Regions from separate parts of the Homo sapiens genome. Here region 2 is linked to region 1. A link is an interaction called in ENCODE POLR2A ChIA-PET data of the cell type or tissue named here. Cell type or tissue: Caco-2. All regions are shown on one strand. Each heading gives the region's core, and the rest is flanking DNA. Links, peaks and the distances in the headings are about the cores only.

Evidence for each region. Peaks named below come from ENCODE experiments on the same cell type or tissue, not always from the same donor. Only the 100,000 strongest peaks of a DNase experiment are listed, where the experiment ranks them.
Region 2: POLR2A ChIA-PET joins it to region 1 with 14 read pairs; 10 of 35 experiments call an interaction of 5 or more read pairs at or near these places.

Annotation. Positions count from the first base shown.
Region 1 is chr5:173,087,980-173,099,486 of GRCh38, forward strand. It overlaps CREBRF (CREB3 regulatory factor), which reads left to right. Exons shown (of 9, transcript NM_153607.3): 4 at 2,336-3,422. Among named protein-coding and RNA genes, the nearest start is that of CREBRF, 37 kb to the left of the region's middle. In Caco-2, for the core only: no CTCF peak of the experiment used is centred there; a DNase peak (open chromatin) is centred at 5,831.
Region 2 is chr5:173,036,423-173,047,929 of GRCh38, forward strand. No RefSeq gene overlaps it. Among named protein-coding and RNA genes, the nearest start is that of CREBRF, 14 kb to the right of the region's middle. RefSeq lists a silencer at 585-654. In Caco-2, for the core only: no CTCF peak of the experiment used is centred there; a DNase peak (open chromatin) is centred at 5,639.

The DNA.
Region 1 (11,507 bases), core at 4,615-7,114:
CACCCGGCTAATTTTTTGTATTTTTAGTAGAGATGGGGTTTCACCATATTGGTCAGGCTGGTCTCGAACTCCTGACCTCGTGATCCACCCACCTCGGAGTGCTGGGATTACAGGTGTGAGCCACCGTGCCCGGCCTTAAACATTGCTTTTAGTATGATGCCGACAGCAGCTGTGCAGAAAGGGCTCTGGAGAGATGGTCATAGCCACACACACCTGCAGCTCTTCTTCCATTCTGGAGGCTCCAGGGCAGCCAATATTGCTTCATCAAATACATTCTTTTTTTTTTTTTTTTTTTTTTTTTTTTTGAGACAGAGTTTCGCTCCTGTTGCCCAGGCTGGAGTGCAATGGCGCAATCTAAAATTAGCTGGGTGTGGTGGTGGGTGCCTGTAATCCCAGCTACTCAGGAGGCTGAGGCAGGAGAATTGCTTGAACCTGGGAGACGGAGGTTGCAGTGAGCGGAGATTGCACCACTGCACTCCAGCCTGGGCAACAAGAGCAAGACCCCGTCTCAAAAAAAAAAAAAAAAAATGAATGCATCAAAAATGGTAAAAGATTATCTAAATATCTTCAAATCTAGTTTTTGATAAAGATAATGGGCTTTTCAGCTGGAAAACATTGAGCAAGGCATGTGAATGACATAAAGAATGTGGCACAAAAATAACAATTCCAAACAGGATCTGCATATACTTAATCATTTATTCTTGAGGTAAATAGACACTTAAAATTCAGAAGAAAAACATTTTAAAAACAGTTTTAATTACATAAAATTGAAATAACACAAAAATATATAAAAACTGGAAAACTGAGTGCTCAAATGCATAAATCTACTAAAAATTATTGAATTGTCTACTTAATATAGGTTGGTTTTATGGTATGTGAAATTATACTTCAGTAAAGCTGTTAAAACATACACAGACAGGCCGGGCGCAGTGGTCATGCCTGTAATCCCAGCACTTTGGGAGGCTGAGGCAGGTGGATCACAAGGTCAGGAGTTCAAGACCAGCCTGACCAAGATGGTGAAACCTCATCTCTACTAAAAATACAAAAAAATTAGCTGGGCATGGTGGCACGTGCCTGTAATCTCAGCAATTCAGGAGGCTGAGGCAGAGAATTTCTTAAATCTGGAGGAGGAGGTTGCAGTGAGCCAAGATCGCGCCACTGCACTCCAGTCTGGGTGACAGAGTGAGACTCCATCTCAAAAAAAAAAAAAACAAAAAAAAAAACCCATACACAGACAACACACACACACACACACACACCCCAAAAATTAAAGAAAAAAAATAACTCTGGAAGACTCAAAACGTCCTCATTTTCTTTCTGTGCCTCCACCTTCCAAACCTTTTACCAAAACGTAACTAACAGGTTCTTTTCCATGCATATGTAAACATATGTATATAGTTTTTTTGTATATACTTTTTAATTGGATAATATAGATAACAGTTTTCTGTAACTTGCTCTTTTAAAAATAAAAATATATGGTGGGCAGTCTTTCATATTTGTACATTAGAGCTATGCTGCATTCATTTCAATGGCTGCAGAGTCTTAACTGATATTTGAAATTGACATCTCCAGTGGCACATGCCTGTAATCCCAGCAATTTGGGAGGGCAAGGTGGGCAGATCACTTGAGGTCAGGAGTTTGAGACCAGCCTGGTCAACATGGTAAAGCCCTGTCTCTACTTTAAAAAAAAAAAAAAAGAAAAAAAAATCATCTCTAAAATTCGTGAGGAGTATTTTACTCTGCCTGCCCAAGTGTTGTTATAAGGTCTTGCAAAAGATCTTACCATTCTGTGGTTGAATTCCAACTCTCTTTGGATTGCTCTTTGCCTCTATATTTAAGTTCCCACTAAAAAGATATCCTCTTCTGTAATGAGGGTGTCTTTATTATTTTCATTGTTAATATTTTAAATTCTTCTCTCTCACTTATCACATTGTTTGCTTTTTAGTTGAAGTGTCTCCCCCTGCCCCCACCCTACCACCACTAAGGAGATCCCAAAATCCTTCTAAGATAAGGAAATGTAAACTTTTTTCAGGCAGAATGTTTATGGTAAACTCAAGAGCCCTTGATATTTGGATCATACCTGAGCCTCTCAAGGGACACACTTTCCGTCTTTTTTAAATTTAATTTTTAATTGATTTTTGTTTGTTTTATTTTCATTCTACTTTTTCTTGCCTAAGGAAATGATGACATTATATGAAATGATAAAGCGTCCTGTCAGTAGCCTTTATGTTAAAACAGACCAAAAGTCAAGTATTGATTTATCAGTTTGACATATGGAGGTGAATATTTCCTTCTGAAATATGATGTGCAATTTCTTTTTTAAAACCTTTCTCAGGATAGAGAGATGAACTACCAACAGAATCCTAGAGACAACTTTCTTTCTTTGGAGGACTGCAAAGACATTGAAAATCTGGAGTCTTTCACAGATGTCCTGGATAATGAGGGTGCTTTAACCTCAAACTGGGAACAGTGGGATACATACTGTGAAGACCTAACGAAATATACCAAACTAACCAGCTGTGACATCTGGGGAACAAAAGAAGTGGATTACTTGGGTCTTGATGACTTTTCTAGTCCTTACCAAGATGAAGAGGTTATAAGTAAAACTCCAACTTTAGCTCAACTTAATAGTGAGGACTCACAGTCTGTTTCTGATTCCCTTTATTACCCCGATTCACTTTTCAGTGTCAAACAAAATCCCTTACCCTCTTCATTCCCTGGTAAAAAGATCACAAGCAGAGCAGCTGCTCCTGTGTGTTCTTCTAAGACTCTGCAGGCTGAGGTCCCTTTGTCAGACTGTGTCCAAAAAGCAAGTAAACCCACTTCAAGCACACAAATCATGGTGAAGACCAACATGTATCATAATGAAAAGGTGAACTTTCATGTTGAATGTAAAGACTATGTAAAAAAGGCAAAGGTAAAGATCAACCCAGTGCAACAGAGCCGGCCCTTGTTGAGCCAGATTCACACAGATGCAGCAAAGGAGAACACCTGCTACTGTGGTGCAGTGGCAAAGAGACAAGAGAAAAAAGGGATGGAGCCTCTTCAAGGTCATGCCACTCCCGCTTTGCCTTTTAAAGAAACCCAGGAACTATTACTAAGTCCCCTGCCCCAGGAAGGTCCTGGGTCACTTGCAGCAGGAGAGAGCAGCAGTCTTTCTGCCAGTACATCAGTCTCAGATTCATCCCAGAAAAAAGAAGAGCACAATTATTCTCTTTTTGTCTCCGACAACTTGGGTGAACAGCCAACTAAATGCAGTCCTGAAGAAGATGAGGAGGACGAGGAGGATGTTGATGATGAGGACCATGATGAAGGATTCGGCAGTGAGCATGAACTGTCTGAAAATGAGGAGGAGGAAGAAGAGGAAGAGGATTATGAAGATGACAAGGATGATGATATTAGTGATACTTTCTCTGAACCAGGTATTATAATGCTTGCAAGCTTACCAGACTGACCTTTGTATTACTATTTTGAAATAGAAAGGTTTTTGTTTCTGTTTTGTTTGGATAATTTCTTTATTTTAGTTTGGGAATTAAATGACTTAAACCTTGGATTGGATATGTAATTGGTTTTTCTATTCAAATAGCTCTAAAATGATCACTTTTGCTCACATAGGGATTCATAAGCTGATTCCTTGAGGGCTTATTTTTTATTATTTTATTTCTTATTTTTAAAATTAAAATAGAGATGAGAGCTTGCCACTGTGCCCAGCTGAGGACTTATTCTTAATGTATCTTATGTTAAGTGACCTGTTTTGTCACTCTCTTGAGCATTTATGCAAAGACACCAATAATTTATTGGTTTAAAAAATATTCCTGTTTAGGGCCAGGCGCAGTGGCTCACGTTAGTAATCCCAGCACTTTGGGAGGCCGAGGTGGGCGGATCACCTGAGGTCAGGAGTTAAAGACCAGCCCGGCCAACACAGCGAAACCCTGTCTCTACTAAAAATACAAAAATCAGATGTGGTGGCACGCATCTGTAATCCCAGCTACTCCAGAGGTTGAGGCGGGAGAATCACTTGAACCCAGGAGGCTGAGGTTGCGGTTAGCTGACATCGCACCATTGCACTCCAGCCTGGGCAACAGGAGTGAAAGTCTGTCTCAATAACAACAAAAAATAATAAATAAAAATATTACTGTTTATGCATGTGTCTCTCTATTATAGTTGAGATAAGTTAGGAGTATATAGAATGTTGAACCAAGTGATGATGGTTTATATTACTCATTCCAATACCCAACAAAGTCTATTTATGAATAATGTAAAAGCATTTTCTTTGTGTCTGCTAACATTTTAATTTACATCGTATTTTCCTATTTAAGAAAAATACATGCTGTAATTTGGTGAGCATGAAGGAGACTCTGCTTTATTTATATACAGCGCATATAAATAAAAGGGACAAAGAAAATGAAATCTCTGGGGGAACTGGTTCACTTTAGCATTTACATGCTTGGGCTTTTGGCGCTGTTGGCTTGTGCAGTTTATTTATAAAAATAGTATTGCCAAGTGGCACATGGTTGAAAATGCACAAAGAAGTAAAGATCTTTAAATTTAAACTAAAGTTATCTTCTTCAAAAATATTGTTGGTACTAACTCTGCATGAAAACTAAGTTATTATTTAAAAAAAAACTATCAAAGAGAGCCCTTTTGTTATAATGATGATTGCTGGAATTTCAGGCAGTATAAACATAGATATTTAATTTTCTGAAAGGCGTTTAAAGCATAATACCTATATTGTAACTAGTGAAACATTATTCTTACTAAAAGAATTTTTCCTTTGGTGAAATCTTTCTATTACACAAATGCTTTGATTTATGCATTTGACACAAACATTTTTTGATTTGGGTGGAGTTTCAGGTAAGTAAAAGGTACTTGAATATGGAAGAAAAGGGATTGTGCCTTCTTCATTGGTTTACTGTACAACTCTATATAGTCTAGGTAGAATAATGTCTTTTTACAATACAGGAAAATTTTTCTCTTGGCAAGTGAATAAAATCTGCTTTGAGATATTTCAAGGAGACTTGACTTTGTAGGTAGGGGTAATTTATATAACTCCCTGCACTTGGAAGATCATAGTGCTCTTCATAAGTGGTCCTTAAAGTCTTGACAGATTGGTCCTGTTGCTTTGAGTCTCGTATTTAGGAGCAGGGAGGGGAAGGGTGAAACAAAGAGAGGATGGGTAATTAAGGGAAATGGCAAATGTGGGGAAGGAAATGCCTTTAGCAGCTGGTGCTTAAAGGAATATATAGATCAGAAGGAGTCAGTAAATCCTACCATCACCAAGGCAGCAAGGACTATATTATCTACCTGACTTTTGATTGTAGTTTTGCTTTTCTTTGACTTTTTCCCCCCAGCTTTATTGAGGTATGTTTGGCAAATAAAAATTGTATACGTTTAAAGTGTACAACATGTTTTTACATATGTATACATTGTGAAATGATTACTAAAATCAGGCTAATTAACATACCCATCACTTCACATAGTAGGGTGGTAAGAACATTTAAGATCTACTCTCTTAACAAATTTGGCCTACACAATACAGTTGTTGTTGTTGTTTTGAAACAAGATATGGCTCAATTGCCTAGGCTGGAGTGCGGTGGCACAATCTTGGCTCACTGCAACCTCTGCTTCCCTGGCTCAAGCCACCCTCCCACCACAGCCTTCCAAGTAGCTAGGACCACAGGCGTGCACCATCATGCCCAGCTAATTTTTGTATCTTTTGTTGAGATGGGGTTTTGCCATGTTGCCCAGGCATGTCTTGAACTTGTGAACTCAAGCCACCTGCCCGCCTCAGCCTTCCAAAGTGCTGGAATTACAGGCGTGAGCCACCACACCCAGCCCAGTATTGTTATCTGTAGTCACAATGCTGTATGTTAGATCTCCAGAGCTTATTCATCCTGCATAACTGAAACTTTGTACCTTTTGGCCAACATCTTCCCATTTCCCCCACCCACCAGCCCCTGGCAACCTCCATTCTACTTTTTACTCTCTGATCCTGAGTTTGACTTTTTTTCTAAGATTTCGCATGTAAATGAGATCATGCTGTATTTGTCTTTCTGTGCCTGGCTTATTTAACTTAGCATGATGTCTTCCAGGTTCATCCATGTTATTACAAAGACAGGATTTCCTTTCTTTTTAAGGCTGAATAATATTCCTGTGTGTGTGGGCATGTGCGTATAACTCTCACATTTTCTTTATGTATATGTTCATTGTTGGCCCCTTTGTTGATTCCTTATCTTGGATTATGTGAATACTGTTGCAATGAACATAGGAATGCAGATATCTCTTCAAGATACTGGCTTTATTTATTTTGGCTGTATCCCCAGAAGTGGGATTGCTGGATCATATGATCGTTCTATTTTTAATTTTTTGAGGAACTTCCATGCTGTTTTCCATAATGACTGTACCAATTTACATTCCCACTAATAGTTTACAAGAGTTCTCTTTTTTCCACATCCTCAATAACACTTGCTTTCATTTATCTTTTTGGTAATAGCCATGCCGACAGGTATGAGGTGATATCTCATTGTGGCTTTCGTTTGTATTTCTCTGATGATTAGTGGTATTGAGCATGTTTTCATATACTTGTTGGCCATTTGGATGTCTTTTTAAAAATGTTTATTCAGGTCCTTTGCCCATTTTTTAATTGGATTGTTTTCTTGCTATTACATTGTTTGGGTTCCTTGTATATTTTGGATATTAACTCCTTATCAGATGTATGGTTTGCAGATATTTTTCTTTCATTTCATAGGTAGTCCCTTCACTCTGTTAATTGTTTATTTTGCTCTGTGGGAGCTTTTTGGTTTGATGCAATCTCATTTGTTTTATTTTTGCTTTTGTTGCTAGTGCTTTTAGAATTATACATTTAAAAAATCATTGCCCAGACCAATGTCAAGAATCCTTTTTCATGTTTTCTCCTAGTATTTTTATTATTTAGTTCTTATGTTTAAGTCTTTAATCCATTTCGAGTTGATTTTTCAATATGGTATGAGATAAGGGTCTCCAGTGTCATTATTTTGCCTTTGAATATCCAGTTTTCCCATAACCATTTATTGAAGAGACTATCCTTTACTTATTGTTGTTTCTGGCACCTTTGCCAAGAATTAATTAATTGGACATAATGTGGGAATTTATTTCTGGGCTCTCTGTTTCATTGGTATATATGTCTGTTTTTATGCCAGTACCATATTGTTATAATTACTATAGCTTTTTTTTTTTTTTTTTTTTTTTGAGATGGAGTCTCGTTCTGTTGCTCAGGCTGGAGTGCAGTGGCCCGATCTTGGCTCACTGCAAGCTCCGCCTCCCAGGTTCACGCCATTCTCCTCCCTCAGCCTCCCAAGTAGCTGGGACTACAGGCGCCCGCCACCACGCCCAGCTAATTTTTTTGTATTTTTAGTAGAGACGGGGTTTCACTGTCTTAGCCAGGATGGTCTCGATCTCCTGACCTCGTGATCTGCCAGCCTCGGCCTCCCAAAGTGCTGGGATTACAGGCATGAGCCACCGTGCCTGGCCTATAATTACTAAAGCTTTGTAATATATTTTGAAATCAGATAATATGATGCCTCCAGTTTTGTTTTTCTTACCCAAGATAGCTTTGGCTATTCAGAATCTTTTGTGATTTCATATGAGTTTTAGGGTCTTTTTCCCTTTGTTTAAGGATTGCATTGAATTTGTAGTTCATTTTGGGTGATATGGATATTTTGGCCGTATTAATTCTTCCAATCCATAAACATAGGATATCTTTCTATTTATTTGTGTCTTCAGTTTCTTTCACCAATGTTGTATAGTTTTCAATGTATAGATCTTTCACTTTCTTGGTTAAATTTTTTTCTAAGTTTTTTTTTTTTAGTGTGATACTGTTGTAAATGGGATTTTTTTCTAATTTCTTTTTTGGATAGTTGTTAGCATATAGAAACACAAGTGATTTTTGAATAATGATTTTGTATCCTGCAGCTTTACTGAATTAGTTTATTAGTTCTAACAGTTCTATGGTGAAGTCTTTTCTTTTTTTGAGACAGAGTCTTGCTCTGTTGCCCAGGCTGGAGTGCAGTGGCGCCATCTGGGCTCACTGCAAACTCCGCCTCCCGGGTTATGCCATTCTCCTGCCTCAGCCTCCTGAGTAGCTGGGACTACAGGTGCCTGCCACCAAACCCGGCTAATTTTTTTGTATTTTTAGTAGAGGCGGGGTTTCACTGTGTTAGCCAGGATGGTCTCGATCTCCTAACCTTGTGATCCGCCCGCCTTGGCCTCTCAAAGTGCTGGGATTACAGGCGTGAGCCACTGCGCCCAGCCTATGGTGAAGTCTTTAGGGTTTTCTAGATACAAGATCATGTCATCTACTAACAGAGACAATTTCTTTTCCTATTTGGATGCCTTTCCTTCTTTGTTTTCTTTCTTCCCCTGCCTCCCTTCCCTCCCTTCCTTTTCTCTTTCCTTTTCCCTTCCCTTCCCTTCCCTTCCCTCCCCTCCCCTCTCCTCCCCTCTCCTCCCTCCCCTCCCCTTTCTGTGTCCAGTCCCTCCCCTGCCCTCCTCTCCCCTCTTGCCCCTTCCCCCTCCCCTCCCCTTCCCTTTCCTTTCCTTTTGCATAATTTCTCTAGATAGGACTTCCAGTATTATCAATACATGGAATAGTAGTTGAGAGAATGGGCATCCTTATCTTGTTCCTGGTCTTAGAGGAAAAGCTTTCAGGTTTTCATCACTGAGTATGGTGTTAGCTATGGGTTTGTCGTGTATGGCCTTTATTATGTTGAGGTACGTTCCTTTTATATGTAATTTGTTAAATTTTATTTTATCATGAAAGCATGTTGATTTTTTAAAGCAAATTCTTTCAGATCTTGAAGCATGTTGAATGTTGTCACATGTTCTTTCCATATCTATTGAGACGATTATATTGTTTTTATCCTTCAGTCTGTTAATGTGGCATATCATTGATTGATTTGCATATATTGAATCATCCTTGCATCTCAAAGATAAATCCCACTTCATCATGATGTATGATCCTTTTAGTGTGCTGTTGAACATGGCTTGCTAGTATTTTGTTGAGGATTTTTGCATCCATGTCCATCAGGGGTACTGGCCTGTGATTTTCTTACCTCGTGTGTTCTTGTTTGGTTTTGGTATCATGGTAATACTGGCCTCATAAAATGAGTTTGGAAATGTTCTCTCCTCTACATTTCTTTAGAAGTATTAGAGAAGGATTGGTATTAATTCTTCCTTCAATATTTGGTAGAATTTACTAGTGAAGTCAGCAGGCCCTTGGCTTTAGTTCATTGAGAGTTTTTGTTTGTTTGAGACAGTCTTGCTCTGTCACCCAGGCTGGAGTGCAGTGGCATGAACTCGGCTCACTGCAATTTTCGCCTCCAGGGTTAAGTGATTCTCCTGCCTCAGCCTCCTGAGCAGTTGGGACTACAGGCACTCACCACCATGCCTGGCTAATTTTTGTATTTTTAGTAGAGATGAAGTTTCGTCATGTTGGCCAGGCTAGTCTGGAACTCCTGACCTCAGTTGATCTGCCCGCCTCGGCCTCCCAAAGTGCTGGGATTACAGATGTGAGCCCTCGTGCCTGGCCGACAGTTTCTGATTACTGATTCAGTGTTCTTTCTTGTTATTGGTTTGTTGAACTTTTCTATTTTTTTCATGATTCAGTCTTGGTATGTTTCTAGGAAGTTATCCATTTCTTCTAGGTTATTCAATTTGTTAGTGTATAATTGTTTATAGTAGTCCTTAATGATTCTTTGCATTTCTGTGGTATTAAATCTGATTTCTCCTCTTTCATTTATAATTTTATTGATTTGAGTCTTTTTTCTTAATTTAGCTAAAAGATTGTGAATTTTGTTTTCATTTCAACAAAAAACTCTTCATTGATCTTTTCTATTGTTTTTTAGTGTCTAATTCATTTATTTCTGCTCTGATCTTTGTTATTTTCTTCCTTCTGCTAACTTTGGGTTAGTTCTTCTTTTTCTACTTCCTTGAGGTGTAAAGTTTGGTTGTTTATTTGAGATCTTTTTTTTTTCTTTGTCGTAGTTGTTTATTACCATAAGATTCCCTCTTGGATTTGCTTTTGCTTTATCCCGTAAGTTTTGATATGTTGTGTTTCCATTTTTGTTTGTCTCAACATATTTTTCTATTCCTCTTTTGATTTCTTTGACCCATTGGTTGTTCAGGAGTTTGTTGTTTAATTTCTACCTATTTGTCAATTTTCCAATTTTCCTTCTTTTTTTTTTTTTTTTGACATGGAGTCTCGCTCTGTCACCCAGGCTGGAGCGCAGTGGCGCAATCTCTGCTCACTGCAAGCTCCGCCTCCCGGGTTCAGCCATTCTCCTGCCTCAGCCTCCTGAGTAGCTGGTACTACAGGCGCCCGCCACTACGCCTGGCTAATTTTTTGTATTTTTTAGTAGAGATGGGGTTTCATTGTGTTAGCCAGGATGGTCTCAATTTCCTTCTGATTTCCTTCTGATTTCTAGTTATACAGTTGCCAAAATATCATACTTGGTATTATTTCAGTCTTCTTAAATTTGTTAAGTAAGACTTGTTTTGTGGCCTAACATATGATCTAAACTAGAGAATGTTCTGTCTGTGCTTGAAAAGAGTATATATTCTGCTGCTGTCAGAATGTTCTATATATGTCTGTTAGGTCCATTTGGTCTGAAGTGTTATTCAAATCCATTGTTTTTTTAATTGATATTCTGATGATCTATCCATTGTTGAAAATGGAGTGTTGAAGTCCCCTATATTACCGTCTGTTTTTTCCTTTAGTTCTATTAATATTTGGTTCATTTACTTAGGTGCTTTGATATTGGGAGTACATACATTTACTATGTATACAACCTCTTGATAAATCAACAAACCCTTTATTATTATATAAAGACCTTCTTTGTCTTGTGATAGTTGTTATTTTTTTACTTTTTTTTTTTTTTTTGAGACAGAATCTTACTCTGTTACCCAGGCTGCTGGTGTGCACCAGTACTATCACAGCTCACTGCAGTGTCAACTACTTGGGCTCCAGCAGTACCACTGCTTCAGCCTCCTGAGTAGCTGGGACTATAGGTGTGTGCCACCTCTTGTGACAGTTTTTGATTTAACATCTATTTTGTCTGATGTAAGTATAGCCAGCTCTGTCCTTTTTGGTTGCCATTTCCATGGAATATCTCTTTTCATTTCTTCACTTATGGCTTACATGCATCCTTTTTATTTTTTTGAGACAGGTTCTTATTCTGTTGCCCAGGCTGGAGTGCAGTGGTGCAATCACTGCTCACTACAGCCTTGACCTGCCAGACTCAAGCAATCTTCCCACCTCAGTCTCCTGAGTAGTTAGGACTACAGGCATGCACCCCCATACCCAGCTAATTTTGGTATTGTTTGTAGAGATGAGGTCTCCCTATGTTGCCTAGGCTGGTCTTGAACTTCTGGGCTCAAGTGACCTGCCTGCCTTGGCCTCTCAAAGTGCTGGGATTACAGGTGTGAGCCACTATGCCTGGCTATATGCATCCTTAAAGCTAAAGTGATTTTCT
Region 2 (11,507 bases), core at 4,121-6,620, 52 kb before region 1:
GTGTTTGTCAGGGCCCAGACTGGAAGGACCTCCATTTAGCCCGTTCAGAGGATACCGAAAATGTTCCTGCGCTCCAGAGCCCTTCCAGGCGAACGTCATGTGGCCTCCTGGGACAATCACTAGATTAGCAGAGGTCCTAGGTTTGCCATCTTACTCCCATCACTCGCTAGCTGTGTAACGGGGCAAATCATTTAATTTCTGACTCTCAGTGTTTTCATCTGTAAAATAGGGATAATGCATACCTTTTCTACTATACGAAGTTGTTACCAAATGAGATTTTGGCGGGGAAGGTGATTTGTGAATTATAATAATACATCAAGAGTATTTTCCAAATAAATGACCAAATCCCCAGGGTACACTGACAGTACTTTTCTATTCAGATAGGACCCAGAGGGACAGCCAAGTGATTTTTTTTTTCTACGTAGGGTTACACTTTGGGTTCTTTGTGTTTTGTTTTGTTTGAGACAGAGTTTCGCTCTTGTTGCCCAGGCTGGAGTGCAATGGCACGATCTCAGCTCACTGCAGCCTCCACCTCCCAGGTTCAAGCAGTTCTGCCTCAGCCTCCCAAGTAGCTGGGATTACAGTAGGCTGCCTCCACGCCTGGCTAATTTTTTGTATTTTTGGTAGAGACGGGGTTTCACCATGTTGGTCAGGGTGGTCTTGAACTCCTGACCTCAGGTGATCCGCCCACCCTCGACCTCCCAAAGTGCTGGGATTACAGGCGTGAGCCACTGTGCCTGGCCTATGGTTACACTTTTGATTAGTCATTTGTACTTGGAGGTAGAGGTTTACAGAAAAATAAAAGGCACCCTTATTAGGCCCCCAGGCCTGAGTTCAGAGCCAGAGCCTAAGTGGCTGGACCACACCCTTCCTGCCCTTCCAGGTTCTACCAACTCTTATACCAGGATAGAAGTATTTCTGGCATGATTTTGAAGATGAAGTGTGAGGATTGATTGGTTTCTTTTAGCACTGTTTTTGTTGTTTTCTTTAAACATATAATGATGTCTAGACGTGTGTCACTACCCCAACTTAATAATATTTTATCTTTCCTTTGATGTTGCTTCAAAAGTAGCACCTTCTTGTTTAGCCTTTTTTTTTTTTTTTAAGCAACGGTAGGTGTTTGGTCATGCTGAAGTAAATTTAGAATTTGAGAAATGATTTAAAATTGTTGCCAAGAATCATGAAAAATTTGGCAAGAGTCAATTGCTCCTTTATTAACATAAATTATGTTTAAAAATATATGTCTACACATTTTAGAACAGTTTCATACTCCATCCTCTATGCAAAAATTCTTTTTGGTTTGGGAGAATATATGTGTTTAAAATGGAGAGGGAGGCCAGGCGCGATGGCTCACACCTATAATCCCAGCACTTTGGGAGGCCAAGGCAGGCAGATCACCTGAGGTTGGGAGTTCAAGACCAGCCTGGCCAACATGGTGAAACCCCATCTCTACTAAAAATACAAAAATTGGCCGGGCACGGTGGCTCATGCCTGTAATCCCAGCACTTTGGGAGGCCAAGGAGGGCAGATCATCTGAGGTCAGGAGTTTGAGACCAGCCTGAGCAACATGGAGAAACCCCGTCTCTACTAAAAATACAAAATTAGCCGGGCGTGGTGGCACATGCCTGTAGACCCAGCTACTCAGGAGGCTGAGGCAGGAGAATCGCTTGAACCCAGGAGGCAGAGGTTGCAGTGAGCCGAAATGGTGTCATTGCACTCCAGCCTGAGCAACAAGAGTGAAACTCTGTCTCAAAAAAAAAAAAAAAAAAAGCCCACTATGGTGGCGGGTGCCCGTAATCCCAGCTACTAGGGAGGCTGAGGCAGGAGAATCACTCAAACCTGGAAGGCGGAGGCTGCAGTGAGCCAAGACTGCACCGCTGCACTCCAGTCTGGGCAACACAGTGAGACTCCATCTCACAAACAACAACAACAAAATGGAGATGGAGACTAAAGCAAATGTTATGTGTTACTTTTCCCCTGGCCCTTTTATTTCAACTTTCTCTCAAGAGTTGAGTGGATGAAATCAATTGCAGAAAATTCATAATTTTCAAAGGAAAGCGCAACATAAAACATTGTAAATAATACCTATCTCAGTACAGTTGACTAGAAATAACCTAATGCCGACGTAAGGAGCTGTTTAAATCATGTTGCTGCATCCAAATGAAGTAAAATCAATTTTGTTTTCAAAATACATGCCTAGAAAAGAGACAGAAAAGAGAACAAAATTACTAGCGTTGCTTGCCTCTAGATGGTAATTACAAGTCATCTTATTTTTCTTTTTCCTTTTCAGCATTTTTTCCAATGAAAATGTAATAGTGTAGTAAAAAGAAACAATGGAAGTTAATTTAATAGCAAAAGATAATGGCCAGAATATTATGTTACAAGAAAAAAAATAAAACAGGATTTTAAACAGCTATACATAGAAAAAAGCCTGGTAGGAAACAGACCAAGATGTCAAAAGTGATTATTTCTTTTACAATATTGTGTCTTCCAACTTTTCCATAAACAGCATGTATTACTTTTATAATCAGAAAAAAAAAAAGATATTTTTGAGGGCATCATTGTCAGAAGTGTTAGTACTTCCTTCAAATATAATTTAGTGCACACACACACTTTTTAAAAAAGTTATTCAGGGTCAGGGGAAATGCAGTCAGCTAGATTTATTAAAACATTGAAGCTATTATGAATCAATGAAAATCAGTGAGCTCACACAGAAATTGTGATTGTTTTCATTGTGCAGGACAGAGCACTGATCATTCCGTGTATAAAACTCTAACCTCCTTTTGTATAGGTGCTCACAGTGACAGCATGGGGAAATGAAAAGGGAGCATTGATTTTGATTCTTCCCACATAGAAAAGTGGAAGCCTAGGGTATTAATGCTCTGGGGTCCCACACCGCTTAGAAAAAGCCCCACTGTTCTTCTATGCCCAGCTGCTCCAAGCAAAGCTTTCTTTCAGGCTGTCCCTGCTTCAGTTAGACTCCCATCTCAATGAAATGTATTGGCCCTCTTTTCCCAAATCCCGCTGCCCCCAAGCCAGCTCCAAAAGAAGGGGATATTCCAGTAGCTGAGGATGCTCAGCAGCTAATACTGCCGCCCCCATGAATCCAATCAAGATTCCATTTCAGTTTCTGTCAGGATGTTGACATGGTTTCCATGGTTTCTTTACACCGTCCACAGTGTGGTACTACTGTGGGTTGCCACTCCAAAACAGAACAAGCAGAGTAGATATTTTGTCAAAGTAAGCCTGTATTTGAGGAAGGGTGAGTTAAGAAGCTAAGTGTGACTTTGTCCAAGCTGCAGATGCTTTTCAACAACAGGTTGAAAAAGTAGTTCAGCCAGATTCAACCAGGTTGCACAGGTATTTTCAGCTCCTGTTTTTTGTCCTGATGTTAGCTGCTTGAGCAAAAAGACTCAGCAACCTGACCTCCTGCAGCCTAGAGTTTAGCAGGGAAGAGAATTAAACAGTAATAATGAATGGTTATTTATGCTACACCAGTGCTTCTCAAATGGTAACGTCCAGATTGCCTGGGGATTGTGTTTTAACAGATTCTGATTAAATCAAGATGGGAGCAATGATTCTGTATTTCCAACAAGCTCCCAGGTGCTGCTGGTGCTTCTGGTGGGTGGACCCCATGGAAGCAAGGTGCTGTGTCTTAGGGAAGTACCGGTTGCTAGGTAAGAATAAGCACTAGAAACATTAAACTGGTGGTGGGAGGAAAGGTTATTGTAGGAAATGACCTTTAAGGGTAAACCCCAAGGATGAGTAAGAGCTTAGCAGAGAGGATCGGGCACAGTGGCTCACACCTGTAATCCCAGCACTTTTGGAAGGCCGAGACGGGAGGATCACCTGAGGTCAGGAGTTTGAGACCAGCTTGGCCAATATGGCCAAACCCCGTCTCTACTAAAAATGCAAAAATTAGCCAGCCATGGTGGTATGCACCCGTAATCCCAGCTACTCGGGAGGCTGAGGTAGGAGAATCGCTTGTATCTGGGAGACAGAGGTTGTAGTGAGCCGAGATCATGCCATTGCACTCTAGCCTGGAGGACAGAGTGAGACTCCATCTCAAAAAAATTTTTAAAAAATTAAAAAAGAGTTTAGCAGAGAGGAGTGTCTGCGGTATTTCCAGTAGACCTGTGAAATTGTTGCAGGAGTCCAGGAGAGATAAGTGTCCTGGAGTGTGGTAATGGAAATGAATTAGGAGAAGGAGCTACAATGGGGCCATAATTATTAGTTAATACACATAAACTTCCGTTGAGTGATTAGTTATGTGGGGGCAGTAAGGGACAGGGAGGAGCTGAGAATTACACCAGGTTCTGACTGAGTGATGGAGCCCTTTACTAGGATGGAGGCACAGGGGATACAACAAACTTGTTATAGCCTGATGGGTTCTTCTTGCCTGCTGCCCAGAAATGCCAATGCACTGAGAACAGCCGAAGTGTTGCAGCAGAGAAATAATTTTTTTTTTTTTTTTGAGATGGAGACTCGCTCTGTCGCCCAGGCTGGAGTGCAGTGGTGCAAGCTCCGCTCACTGCAAGCTCTGCCTCCTGGGTTCATGCCATTCTCCCGCCTCAGCCTCCTGAGTAGCTGGAACTACAGGCGCCTGCCACCACGCCTGACTTTTTTGTATTTTTAGTAGAGACGGGGTTTCACCCCATTAGCCAGGATGGTCTCGATCTCCTGACCTTGTGATCTGCCTGCCTCGGCCTCCCAAAGTGCTGGGATTACAGGCGTGAGCCACAGCACCCGGCCGAAAAAGAATTTAATAATCAAAATGCCAGCCAAGCAGAAGGACTGGAAATCATTCTCAAATCTGCCTCCCCGAGAATTCAGAGGCTAGAGTTATTTTATTTTATTTATTTTAATTTTATTTTTGAGACAGATTCTCACTCTGTCACCAGGCTGGAGTGCATGGTGCGATCTCAGCTCACTGCAACCGCTGCTTCCTGGGTTCAAGCGATTCTCCTGCCTCAGCCTCCCGCGTAGCTGAGACTACAGGTGCGCACCACCACACACAGCTAATTTTTGTACTTTTAGTAGAGACAGGGTTTCACCATGTTGGCCAGGATGGTCTTGATCTCTTGACCTCGCGATCCGCCCACCTTGGCCTCCCAAAGTGCTGGGATTACAGGTGTCAGCCACTGCGCCCTGCTGAGGCTAGAGTTTTTTTGTTTTGTTTTGTTTTGTTTTTGAGACGGAGTCTTGCTCTGTCACCCAGGCTGGAGTGCAGTGGTGCGATCTCAGCTCACTGCTCCCGGGTTCACACCATTGTCCTGCCTCAGCCTCCCAAGTAGCTGGGACTACAGGCGCCCGCCACCACTCCCAGCTAATTTTTTTGTATTTTTAGTAGAGATGGGGTTTCACCGTGTTAGCCAGGATAGTCTCGATCTCCTGACCTCGTGATCCACCCACCTCAGCCTCCCAAAGTGCTGGGATTACAGGCGTGAGCCACCGTGCTTGGCCCTCTGAGGCTACAGTTTTTAAAGGAAAGCTGGGTGGGCAGGTGGCTAGGGAATGGGTAGTGCTGACTGAGTAGGGGATGAAATTATAAAGGGTTGAAGTTGTCTTCTTGCACTAAGTCAGTTCCTGGGTCGGGGGTCACAAGACCAGTTGGGTCAGTTTCTGGGTTATGGGTTGCCCATCCTAGTGGCGCCAGCTGGTCCATCAAAATACAAGGTCTGAAAGATACCTCAAACACCAGCCGTAGGTTCTACGATAGTGACGTTATCTATAGGAACAATTGAGGGGGTTACAAATCTTGTGACCTCCAGCTACATGACTCCTGGACCATAATTCTGACCTTGTGGTTAATCTGTTAGTTTTATGAAGGCAGTTTAGTCCCTGTGTGATGAAGAGGTTCGTTATCTTTGTTTAAAGTTAAACTATAAACTAAATTCCTCCCATAGTTTTCTTGCCCTATACACAGGAATGAGCAAAGATGGTCAGCTGGTGAGGTTAGAAGCAAGATGGAGTCAGCAATGCTGGATTTCTGTCACGATCATAATCTTTGCAAAGATGGTTTCAAGCTTAGGGACACAGTGGAGTCCAGCTGTGGACAAAGAGTTGCAGGGACCTGAGGTGTCCATGCAGGGACACCCCCAGTGGGCAATTGTTATTTGGGCCTGGAGGTTAAGAAGGACCAGGCTGGAGGTTAGAATGTGGGCACCAATGCAGAGATAATGGAAGCTGTGGGTGTGGATAAGGGCCAGGAAGAATGTGTGTAGAGTGAGAGGAGAGGCTGTCTAAGCTGCAGGCCTGAGGGGCACCCACTCTTAAGGGTGGACAAGGGAAGAGGAGGACTCTGTAAGGGGCAGCCATTGTAAATGGCCCTGGTTTGGATAGCTGTCGGCACCACCCTCACCCCCAGCTTATTAAGTATTTTACATTACATTATCCTAGGAAGTAAGTGGGACACATATTGTACCTCTTTTATAGCTGGATAAACAGATCAACAGTACATCAAACCTACTCTCATTCCAACAGCTTGGCTGCCCTTCAGCTGGTATGTTTACAGGGACTCCAACCAGCCCTCACTCACCTGACAGCCAAGCTGCCCATTTCTGAGATTCTAGGAGCCGCTTACAGCTGTTTTTTTTTTTCCTACTTTTTCATCATTATTATCAGTCCTGTGGCTAACAATAATACCTAACACATAGCAGTTCCACATACGGATGTTAACTTTTTTTTTTTTTTTGAGACAGAGTCTCGCTCTGTTGCCCAGGCTGGAGTGCAGTGGCACGAGCTTGGCTCACTGCAACCTCCGACTCCTGGGTTCAAGCAATTCTCCTGTCTCAGCCTCCCGAGTAGCTGGGATTACGATGTGCGTCACCACGCCTGGCTAATTTTTTGTATTTTTAGTAGAGATGGAGTTTCACCATGCTGGTCAAGCTGGTCTCGAACTCCTAACCTCAGGTGATCCACATGCGTCAGCCTCCCCAAAGTGCTGGGATTACAGGTGTGAGCCACCGTGCCTGGCCTTTTTTTTTTTTTTTTTTTTGAGATGTAGTTCTGCTCTTGTCACCCAGGCTGGAGTGCAATGGTGTGATCGCGGCTCACTGCAACTTCCACCTCTGGGGTTCAAGTGATTCTCCTGCCTCAGCCTCCCAGGTAGTTGAGATTACAGGCATGCACCACCATGCCCAGCTAATTTTTGTATTTTTAGTAGAGATGGGGTTTCACCATGTTGGTCAAGCTGGTCTCGAACTCCTGACCTCAAGTGATCCACCCGCCTTGGCCTCCCAAAGTGCTAGGATTACAGGCGTGAGCCACCACACCCAGACCACAGATATTATTCTTAATGTTTCACATATTTTAACTCATTTAATCCTCACAAAAACCTATTAAATACATTTATTATCTTCATTTTATAGATGAAGAAATTGAGGCCCAATGTTCCAAGCTGTTGTCAAAAAACCAAATTATAACAAACTAGTTTAAAGATTTCAATTGGCTTTATTTGCAATTCTAGAATCAGGCAACACTTCATTCCATAAAACAGTAAGTCCCAAAGAGCTGAGCAGAAGAGCTTGGCTTTATACACACAGAGAGGGGCTGGAGAAAGCAGAAGGAAGGAACAGAGCATATTAGTTACTTTTAGACAGAACAATAGGAATGTCACTGGTTAGTAACATTGGTTTACTTCAGGATACCTTTTTGGTTTAAGGATTAAGGCAGCCGGGCGCGGTGGCTCACGCCTGTAATCCCAGCACTTTGGGAGGCCGAGGCGGGTGGATCACGAGGTCAGGAGATCGAGACCATCCTGGTTAACACGATGAAACCCCGTCTCTACTAAAAATATAAAAAAATTAGCCGGGTGTGATGGTGGGCGCCTGTAGTCCCAGCTACTCAGGAGGCTGAGGCAGAAGAATGGCGTGAACCCGGGAGGTGGAGCTTGCAGTGAGCAGAGATCGCGCCACGGCACTCCAGCCTGGGTGACAGAGCGAGACTCTGTCTCAAAAAAAAAAAAAGGATTAAGGCAGAGGAACTTCCCTTATCATACTGATTGAAGATTGGAACTGGTCTTCTTGGGAAATTGGTTGTTGTCTGTCTCTCTTGATTTCTTGCAAGGTCAGAAAACTCTTCAGGTTTGGTGATCTGGAACTTTAACATGGCTGACTCCATTTTTATTTTTTATTTTTATTTTTTGAGATGGAGTTTCGCTCTTGTTGCCCAGGCTGGAGTGCAATGGCGCAATCTCGGCTCACTGCAACCTCCGCCTCCCAGTTTCAAGCAATTCTCCTGCCTCGGCCTCCTGAGTAGCTGAGATTACAGGCATGCACCACCACGCCCGGCTAATTTTGTATTTTGAGTAGAGACGGGGTTTCGCCATGTTGGGGCTGGTCTCGAACTCCTGACCTCAGGTGATCCGCCTGCCTCAGCCTCCCAAAGTGCTGGGATTACAGGCGTCAGCCACCGTGCCCGGCCCTCCATTTTGATTTTTAGCCTGGTCTGTCGGGGCCTAATGCAGGAGCTTATTCCAAAACAATGGCCTCCTATAATGGTTTATTTAACAGTGTTAATTAGAGGAAATGGGGTTTAAACCCAGGGGAGTCCGACTTTAGGGTTCAGGGCTGTCACTGAGGCTCCATTTTTCTGAGGTAAAATTCCTCACTTTACCCATCGATGACGGTCTTGTAGCCTTAGTTTCTTGGCCACACCTTCAACCTTTCAGTGCCTATGGTTGTTCCTAGCCCCAAAAGGTCACATGGTTCTTCTAATACCTTCCATTAAGAAGCCAATAGCTTTCTGAAAATGAGGCCAGAGGCCATTTGGAGAATCCTAAACCTACTACCTGGGAACGGGCAGGGTCTTGTGGTTCTGAATGTCCTCAGAATGAATTTCCTGCCATCCCTGGGATTCCAGCTCCCCTCTCTCCACAGCTCCCCACAAGACAGGGTTGGAATTGCTAATCCCCTGCCTTTGGGGCAGACTATCAGACCCAAAGGTAGTTCTTTGTGTTTTTTTTTTTTCCGGTGACACTTCAATGCCCTCATGCAATAAAGGGGCCTTCCTTGATTTTCCTGAGTTGCCCAAGGGGGCCGGCACCTGCAAGTCCCAGGGAGGGTGAGCACTTCATGCTCTCTGCCAGCGTTTCTGAAGCATGGGGTCGGAATGGGATTTTCCAGTGTTACATTGCATGTGGATAGACGGTGCAGGTCCCTGAGAAAGCATCGCCTCATCTCACCTGCCTCTGCCTGGAAAGTTTCACCCCTCTCAGCTCAGCTCCAGGGGCATGTCCTGGAGGCAGTGCCCCGCCTCCTTCCCTCCAGAGGTGTGCGCTGTTTGCTTCCCACAGCAACCTTTGCTTATCTCCGTTATCACAGTTGTACATAACTCTGTCTTTCCCAGGGGCTGCAGAAGCTTTACTGGGCAGGATCCCTTGTTTGTTCGAGTTTGATCCCTACCATCTTGCACAAAAAGCTGTTCAGTAAATGTTCATTCACTGCAAGTTGGCTTGGAAAAAAAAGTCTTGTGAGAGATCACCTTTTTTTTTTTTTTTAATTCCAGTCTCTAGGTATTGAGTTTTCTTAAAGGATGGTAAAACTGTCTGACCTGGACCTCTAACATCTTAGAGGGTGAATTTCATGGGGCAGTCACACAGGGCCCCTTGCTTAGAAGGCCCCTGCACTGGGTTTGATGCTCTGCTCTTGTATTGAAATTCTTAGCAATTTTTTTTTGTGGTGGTGGGGGCGGGGGGATGGAGTTTGGCTCTTGTTGCCCAGGCTGGAGTGCAACGGTGCAATCTCAGCTCACCGCAACCTCCGCCTCCTGGGTTCAAGTGATTCTCCTGCCTCAGCCTCCCAAGTAGCTGGGATTACAGGCATGCGCCACCATGCCTGGCTAATTTTGTATTTTTTTTTTTTTTTTGAGATGGCATCTCACTCTGTCACCCAGGCTGGAGTGCAGTGGCGTGGTCTCGGCTCACTGCCAGCTCCACCTCTCGGGTTCACGCCATTCTCCTGCCTCAGCCTCCCGAGTAGCTGGGACTACAGGCGCCCGCCACCATGCCTGGCTAAAATTTTGTATTTTTAGTAGAGACGGGGTTTCACCGTGTTAGCCAGGATGGTCTCGATCTCCTGACCTTGTGATCCGCCCACCTCGGCCTCCCAAAGTGCTGGGATTACAGGCGTGAGCCACTGTGCCTGGCCTAATTTTGTATTTTTAATAGAGATGGGGTTTCTCCATGTTGGTCAGGCTGGTCTCGAACTACTGACCTCAGGTGATCTGCCTGCCTTGTCCCCACAAAGTGCTGGGATTACATGCCTGAGCCACAGCGCCCAGCCTTGAAATTCTTAGTAATTTTTGAACAAGGTCCCTGCATTTTCATTTTGCACTTAGCCCCACAAATTATGCAGCTAGTACTGCATATTATAAGGAGACTCTCTAGTCAATCAGCAGGTCCTAATTGGGATCCACACCTATCTGTAAACCCCCTGAAAGCACCTGCACAATTAGGGGTGTGTATATTCGTGTGTGTTTTCCTGGAGAGCAAGTCTATGACTTTCGTCAGACCCGAAGCCAAGTTCAGAGCCGTGGTTATTAACAATAACAACGTCACCCAGGCTGGAGTGCAATGGCATGATCTTGTCTCAGTGCAACCTCCGCCTGCCTGGTTCAAGCAATTATCCTGCCTCAGCCTCCTGAGTAGCTGGGACTGCAGGTGCGTGCCACCGTGCCACCATGCCCAGCTAATTTTTTGTATTTTTAGTAGAGACAGGGTTTCACCATGCTGGTCAGGCTGGTCTCGAACTCCTGACCTCATGATCTACCTGCCTCGGCCTCCCAAAGCGCTGGGATTACAGGCATGAGCCACTGTGCCCGGCCCAACAATAGCCATCTTTTACCTAGTGCTTATTGTGTGCCAGCGCCTAAGGACATTATGTAACTGTGATAAGGACAGGAGGCAGGGAAATACTGGGTAGAAGAGAGCGGTTCTCTGGCAAAGGCCCACCCACAACCCCGGGCCTGGGGCCCTAAATGAGAACTTCACATCCCTGTTTTCCCATCTAAATGTTGCTTTTTCCAAAACCACCCTGGCCTGCCAGACCCCCCATCCTGTACCCATAAGAACCCCAAACTCCACTGGCAGAAAAGCAGAACAGTGCGGCAGAGGAGAGAAGAGAAGAAGCATCTGAACGTCAAAGAGGCAGCTGGTCAGCTGCTTAGTCTGCAGCCAAACTCCTTCCCACTCTATCCACTTTCCTCCTCCCCATCCCGCTGAGAGCCACCTTCATCTCTCAATAAAACCTCCACATTCACCATCCTTCAAGTCTGTGTGACCTGATTCTTCCTGGATGCTGGACAAGAACCCAGGTGCCAAGAGGGCAGGGTGTAAAAGGCTGTCACCCTGACTCTCCACTGAGCTGGTTAACACTTAACTGTCCACGGACGGCAAGGGCTAAAAGAGCATTAATTGTAACACACCCCTAGAGGCTACCATGGGGCCTGAGTCCAAAAGCGCTCGCCCTGGCCCCAGCACCCGCTCACCTGTGTGCTCTCCCTCCAGC